Regions from separate parts of the Homo sapiens genome. Here region 1 is linked to region 2. The links are chromatin loops, found by intact Hi-C in ENCODE. Cell type or tissue: PC-3. All regions are shown on one strand.

Region 1 (4,000 bases), 71 kb before region 2:
TTTTTACATTTTAAACTTTTTTTTGTTAAAAACGAAGACACAAGCATATACATCAGCCTGGGCCTACACAGGGTTAGGATAATCAATTTCACTGCCTTCCACTTACACATCTTATCTCACTGGAAGGTCTTCAGGGCAATAACGTGCATGGAGCTGTCATTTCCTATGGTAACAATGCTTTTTTTCTGGAATACCTCCTGAAGGGATGTGCAGCTGCTCAGCTCAGCAAAGGCACCAACTCCCAAGGGGGCAATTTTCAGTTTCAGTTCAGGTGAGGGTGTGTGTGTGTGTGTGTGTGTGTGTGTGTGTGTGTGTGACTCTTCTGGATGGCCCTGTTTTCACCAGGATGCAGGGCTCCACCAAAGCGCTGTTTGCTCAGCAGCAGAGTGCAGATTCAGCTCAGGTCCCTAGGGGCAGGGTGCAGGCATGGCTGGGAGAAGATGGAGCTGTTCTGCCAAAGTATGGGTTCCCCAGGAGGGACTGCGCAGCCTCAACTCTGCCTGAGGGGATGGGGGAAGGAGTGGGTGGAGCAGTTCCACCATTTCTTGGCCCCACAGGGAAGGGACAGTTGTTCACAGCTGGACTTGAGGATATAGGGCCACTAAGCAGGGGTGGTTTGAGGGCAGTTTAGTCTCAGGGAAGAAGATGTGCTGTGACTACTCGTACTCATCCTGGGGCAAGACATACTCTAGCATTAGCTCTCAGTGCAGTAGCCCTGTGGGCCACTTGGGGTGGGGCACAGTGTTGGCTTCTTATCTGTGGGGGGAGCACAGCTTTGTGGTCTCTAGGCAGCTCCCTCAGCTGAGCTTAATGCTAGTGAGGACTGCAGGGGACCCCAGTAGTGAGGATTGTAGGTATCCAAAGGGTTGATGGGGGCTGCTGGGATCCTCTTGCCTACCTTTGCACCATAGAGAGAAGTTCCTTCTGGTTCCCAGGTTATCTCACATGGGGGATGGGGTGATGGAGTCCTAGTATTTCCTTCCGTTCTTTATGTGACTCTCCTGAGTTTCTGTGCTCACCAAGGTTTGTGTTACTCCTTTGACGCACCCTGGTGTTCTCCATTAGTTATTTTCATTAAAATATAGCTGTTTATTTGTTGTTTTGCTTGTCTTTATGGAAGGGAGGAGGGCTAGGGGCTTCTAGTCGGCCATCTTCCTCTCTACCCATTGTGCTTTTCTAGTGATACTGTTCTGAAGGCTGGATCCAACAGAAATTGTGTGTGTGCAGAGATGTGTAAATAAGAATGCGATATTATAGTCATGTGTCACATAACCTTTCGGCCAGTGATTAACTGCCTACGAAATTGTGGTCCCATATGATTATAACGGAGCTGAAAAATTCCTATTGCCTAGTGAAGTCAGATCCCTCCTAATGTTGTAGTGCAAAGCATTCTTCACGTGTTTGTGGTGATGCTGGTGTAAACGACCCCACTGTGCTGCTTCTAGTGGTATAAAGGTATAGCAATACTGTTATATATATAGTACATAATACTTGATAATAAATGACTGTGTTACTGGTTTATATATTTACTATACTTTCTATTGTTATTTTAGAGTATATTCCTTCTATGTATACAAAAACCTAACTGTAAACAGCTTCAGGCAGGTCCTTCGGAAGGTATTCCAGAAGAAGGCATTATCATCATAGGAGATGACAGCTCCATGCACGTTATTGCCCCTGAAGACCTTCCAGTGGGATGCGATGTGGAGGTGGAAGACAGTGGTATTTATGATCCTGACCCTGTGTAGGCCTATGTGCTTGTGTCTTAGTTAAAAAAAAGTTTAAAAAGTAAAATAAAAGTAAAAATTGAATAAGGATTATAGAATAAGGATATAAAGAAATACAATATTTTTTACAGCTGTATAATGTGTTTTAAGCTAAGTTATTACAAAAGAGGCAAAAAGTTAAAAAAAATTTAAAAGCATATAAAAAAAGTTACAGTAAGCTAAGGTTATTATTGAAGAAAGAGAAATTTTTTTATAAATTTAGTTTACCTAAGTGTACAGTGTTGATAAAGTCTACAACAGTATACAGTAATGTCCTAGGCCTTCACATTCACTTACCACTCACTTACTGACTCACTCAGAGCAACCAACTTCCAGTCCTGCAGGTTCCATTCATGCTAAGTGCCCTATACAGGTGTACCATTTTTTATCTTTTATACTGTATTTTTACTGCACCTTTTCTAAGTTTAGATATGCTTAGATACACAAATACTGACTATTATGTTACAGTTGCCTACAGTATTCAGTACAGTCACATGCATTAGAGGTTTGTAGCCTGTGAACAATAGGCTATACCGTATAACCTGGGTATATAATAGGCTATATCATCTAGGTTTGTGTAAGTGTATTCTATGATGTTTGCATAATGATGAAATCACCTAATGACACATTTCTGAGTACCTATCCCCATTGTTAAGTGATGCATGACTGTACTTACAATGAGAAACTATTGGAAACTCTCTATGTATATACCAATGGGAAGAATAAAGAATTGTCTCATTGTGTTCATGGGCACGTACCTTAATGACTAATGATTTTGAGCATCTTTCCATATATTTATTTGTTATTCCATATATCTTTGAGTATGTGTTCAGATTTTTGCCCATTAAGGAAAAAAACTAGATTTTCTTTCATTGTAGAGTTGTAATTTTTTTATTGATTCTGGATGTAAATCTTTCATCAGATGTGTGGGTTGCAATTTTTCTTCCTGGTTTGTGGTTTGTCCTTTCATTTTCTTGGTAGTCTTTCTCAGAACAAAATATTGTAATTTGATAAAGATCATTTTGTCAGGTTTCTCTTTCGTAGATCATGTTTTTCATAGCTACAAGATCTTTGCCTAACCTAAAATCCTGAAGATTTTCTTCTATCTTTTCTTCCAGAAGTTGTATATTTTTGGGTTTTATATTTAGATCTGTGATCCACTTTGAGTTAACTTAAAGCAAATAAGATTTATTTGCTAGGAATACTTTTATTTGTTTAACTCATAAAATAAATATGTTATGAAAATGTGTTACTAGGAGTTATTGCCTCCAGTTGGTATTTTGGAAGCATGGGATTGTTAGTGACATTTAAGCTCTTTTGACCCTGGCCAGAAGTTAGAACTATAGTTGATTTCATAATTTAGTGACTTAAAAGTGTGTAGTATCTGGAGCAAATCGTTTCATGAAAGAATACTTACCAATATTTATTTTTACTATTTTACCCCTGTAGTTCTGTTTCATTAAAAATAAACACTTGTCCTGACCCACTAAACAGATTTCATGTCTCATGACTGGTTCCAGATAATTTAAAAAGCATACTGGCTTAACTATCTTCCTGAATTGGAACTCACAATCTTCACCACCTCCACTACTAAATAAATATTACCTGTCATTACCCTTTTCTGTCTGCTTTGTAACAATTCTACTTGGTTTTTCTCTAAGCACAGTTTAATTTTTGTTATGACTTTACAAATTTTTAGATAATATACTATCAGCTATGTTGTCAGAAAAAAAACAGTAAATGGAGTAATAGAAGGAACTTATTGTGATACTGTAGAATTTTAGTATCTATTAAAATAGCGATGTCCAGCCCTGGAGGAGCTATAACTCTTCCGTATTTGTGTTTCATTACCTATTCCTGTCTTAGTTGAGTTTCTTTTACTTCTATGTAGCAGAAACACACTGGAGCTTGCTCTAGCCTAATGGAGCCTAGGGAGGCCAAGGGCAGGAAGCTAGAAGGGCTCAGTAACTTTGGAAGCTATTCTTGCTTCTTGTATCATTTGTGTTCCAGGCTACGTTGGCTCTGTTTCTTTTTATGTGAGTCCTTTACACCTCTGTCTTTCTGAAGACTGGCTTTCTCTGATTTCTCTGTGCATATGACTGCCCTGAGACCCTGGGATTACTTCTGGCCAGACTAGAATTGCTCTGCTCCAATTCCCAGGAGAGATAGTATATATAATTAGTTTAGGACAAGTTCCACTTCTGGTCTAATCAGCATGGCCCAAAGGTAGTTAG
Region 2 (4,000 bases):
TTACATAGCATTTATATGGTTTTGCTTCATGGTTCCCTGTGTGCTTGCTCAGCAGGCTGTTTTTTGAGCATCTTCACCAGTGCTCAGCTTCTTTACCCAGTGGTCAGTAGCTTCTCATGGTGCCCCCAGAGACAGTTTTATAGCAGAGTATTTCTGGTAGGACACTTTCCAGAAGGTGTATTTTGAGCATGTCACAAAGGGTGGGTTTCTGACAGATTCCAGCTAATGAGCACCACAGCAGCTTCTCTACCCTTCATTGTGCTGTGGCTGTGCCCTCTCCAATAATGTCTGGATCTCAGCCTTGAGCAGAAGTCACTTTCTTTGGTGCTCTTTCTCAGCCCTAGGGGTAGTTGCTCCTGATATCTGTGATTCTTTGATTCTTGTGTTTTTTTTTAGAATCTCTTTACTTATTACTAGCCAATTTCTCATTACTCCAATTTCCTGTTATTCCAACCCTCTGTCATAGTTAATAATTTCTTATGTACAACTCTCCCTGTTCAAATTACTATGCGGTTTCTCTCTCCTGAGTAGACCCAGACAGTTGCAACCAATTAAAGATCTCTCTGAGCCACCATGTATCACTGGCAAGCCAATTCTTCAGAGATGATATCGTTGTATCTGTAGTTGAAAAAATTCAAATATCTTTTAGGGAAATGTCTCAAAATCCAATGAAGTTTAGCTGTTCTTCCCATGGGGTTTCTGTGTACCTATGTATTTGTCTCTCTTTCTCTATCTTCATGTCCCACCACCTTAACTGTGAGTTCTCACTCTTCTCTCCTTCTCCATCTATTTGCCTTCATACACTTAGTTTCCAACCCCAGCATTGCTTTTGGCTTCCCTGCGTCTCAATTTCTGTCTTGGTGAGGCAGCGATATAAAAGATCATAAATTAATGAAATCAAGGACATGAAAGTGCTTTGTAATTAGTAGAGTACCATACAAAGTGGTGATATTACTTGTGTTTATTAAATAGTTTTCTCTTCTATGTTTTCAAATGTTCAATTATGTTTTATTTTAAGAGCTTTGTGGGTGCCTTCAGGGGTACTTACAAACTAGTAAAATAGATACATCAATACATAGAATTATTAGACAAGACTGAATGTGCTGGGTGCTAAAATAGGGGAACAAATGAGGAAACAGGAGCCCTGAAAATTAGAATTTAATTGTGGTCTGAGGATTCATGGATTATTTCCAAGGAGAATCATCTGACCTTGAAGGACCTTACCTGCAATTTATTAAATGTTTGTGGCACAAATGAGCCTTGCAATACGTACTTTACATATATTCTCATATTGAATCTTTACATTCATCCTTATATTCTTAAATTATTTTATGTCTTAGACTGATTTCAAAATATTTTGCTTGAAGACAGATTTTTGTTCATTTGTTTTATTTTTAATTGAAACTTACCTCCAGTTATGTGTGAAAACTCAGTGGCAGTAAAATCTACAAGATAGAACATTATGTTGCTTTTCAGGTATTTTCTATTTTCATATTCATTCATGGATACCTACATTTTAAAAGATGGTTGAACACTTTTCACCTGAGAACTAGAGTAAATATATGATAATCTCTATATTTAAAAAGGGAAACGTTTTGTTTAAAAATTGATGACTCAGTCTCTTTTTTTTTTTCCATAAGAGAGTGTGTCAGTAGGCTTCTAGGAGATGGCATACTTTATGAAAAAATGTAGCATACTATTTAAATTAGAGGTGGTTACGCTTTGAATGCAAAGTATCCTGTCAAATCACAGGATGAGTGCATCTCCCAGTGGAAGATGTTGCAAAGTGCAAGTGAGTATGAGTCTTCCCGAAAGCATTTGTCTTTATAGCTTGGATTCTATGAGATGCCCACCAAAGACACTTAATTTTTTATCTTAGAAAGTCAAGATGGATGAGTCTTCAGATTTATTAGGAACCCTTCTTTAGTTTTGAATATTTTGTGATGAATCCATACTTTATCTTTTTGCAGATGAGATGGAAATGTCCTGTTTCTTTGGCAAATAATATGTGAGCATAGCACATGTAGCTTTTTTTTTTTTTTTAAATAGGCTATGATTTGATCAGTGTTTTCTGAAGTATTATGTGCGTGCTACTGGTGGTATATGTACCCGTAGAAATAGACAGACTAACACAATTTGAATATATTTGTTACTTATTTTAACGCTGATTAGGAAAAAAAGCCTGGTATATCACACTTGTCATTTCTTAGATACTACTGAAGTTAAGACTATGCAGGTAAAAACACCTCACCCAGACCAAGTGAATTACTGGTGCAGTGTTCAGGCATGCCCAAGAATGTATTGCTGCATTCTTTTCATAGATACAGCAACACTCTACCAGAAAATAGTAGTATTTAAATATACAAAGTATTTATAACATACATAATTGCAAATTGGAATCGGTTCTATGCTCTTTTTTTGTTTTGTTGTTGAGGTCAGTATGGATCAATGGATAAAAATTGAATTTTTAAAATGTAAAGGTGCAGACTGTGAGGGAAATCTTATTAGGGGATGATTTTGATGAAGTTAGTCATGTAGCTTTAGACAAACTTGAAGACCAAATTTAGCAAACTGTCTGAATCATCTGCTACTGTTACAGAAGGACCAACTGCAAAGAAAACAACTATCACACAAATTTGATGAAAGTATTTGAAATTTGTATTTTCATAAGTATGATGAGAATGAACCTCTTTCCTTGTATGTCAGATGTGTAGAGACACACATTCTGGTGTGAAACCTTTCAATCCTGTGCTTTTTTGAAACACAAAGTGTGCTATACAAAGTCCACCTGAGAGGTTCCTTAAAAAGTTGAACATAGAGTTATCATATGTTCACCCAGAAATTCAGAAACTCCTAGGTGCATATCCCCCCAAATTAAAAACTAGTACTCAAACAAATGTACACCCATGTGCAGGGAGGGACTATTCACAATACCCAAAGGTGGAAAGAGCTCAAATGCCCATTAACTGATGGATGGGTAAATAAATTGTGGTATGTACATATAATGGAATACTCAGCCATATAGTATATTAGAAGTATCAGTACTTCTAATATACTAGTAAATGGTGGATGAGCCTCCAAAATATTATGTTAGTGAAAGGAGCCAAGCACAAATGATTAGATACTATATGATTCAATTTATGTGAAATACTAAAATAGATAAATCCATAGTGACAGAATGCAGATGCAAGGGGCTAGGGGCAGGGAGGAGAGAATGGGGAGCAACTGCTTAATGGGTATGGGTTTTATTTTGGAGTTGATTAAAATGTTTCACAACAAGATAGAAGGGGGTGGTTGCGCAACATTCTGAATGCACTGAATGCCACTGAATTGTTTACTTGATAGGTGCAGCAAACCACCATGGCACATGTATACTTATGTAACAAACCTGCACATTCTGCACATGTATCCTGGAACTTAAAGTAAAATAAAAAATTAAAAAAAAATCACTACTTTTATCTTATGTGGATTTCACCTCAGTATGGAAAAAATAAGACTTACCCAGTAGTGTGGTATGTGTGACATTTTATGGGGAATAGGATGATGTTAGGTTGTGCATAAGCATTTCTTATTACAGGAGTTAAGTATGTATTTTTACAATTGTCTTCTTTTTATGAGAAATTATTAGTTTCCTATTTGCAGTAATAAGTTTTCCTTTAAAGATAAATGTAAGTTTTAAAGAAAAAATAAGATGGTACTGATATGACACATGAAGGCAGTTCACAAATGAATGAAAAATGGCAGCTTCAAAGAGACATTTTGTTTTATGTTCAAGCCAACTAACTTTAATTTTTATTATGTTATTATTATAATTATTATTGTTTTAGAGACAGAGTCTCGCTCTATTGCCCAGGCTGGAGTGCAGTGGCACCATCATAGCTCATTGCAGCCTTGAACTCTATGACTCAAGTGATCCTCCCACCTCAGCGTCCCTCACAGGCATGTACCACTACTCCTTGCTATTTTTATTTTTTATTTTTTATACAGATGAAGTCTCACT

What was found. A loop is a pair of places that touch in the nucleus more often than their neighbours do. Peaks named below come from ENCODE experiments on the same cell type or tissue, not always from the same donor. Only the 100,000 strongest peaks of a DNase experiment are listed, where the experiment ranks them.
Region 1: a loop joins it to region 2, with 5 times the contacts of the local background. A loop is called at or near these places in 2 of 110 quality-filtered maps.

Annotation. Positions count from the first base shown.
Region 1 is chrX:118,065,426-118,069,425 of GRCh38, reverse strand. The region is part of intron 1 of KLHL13 (kelch like family member 13); the gene reads left to right. Among named protein-coding and RNA genes, the nearest start is that of KLHL13, 49 kb to the left of the region's middle. In PC-3, no CTCF peak of the experiment used is centred here; a DNase peak (open chromatin) is centred at 2,295; H3K4me3 peaks cover 302 bases; H3K27ac peaks cover 2,856 bases.
Region 2 is chrX:117,994,874-117,998,873 of GRCh38, reverse strand. All of the region lies in intron 2 of KLHL13 (kelch like family member 13), which reads left to right. Among named protein-coding and RNA genes, the nearest start is that of KLHL13, 120 kb to the left of the region's middle. In PC-3, a CTCF peak has its summit at 1,780; a DNase peak (open chromatin) is centred at 1,753.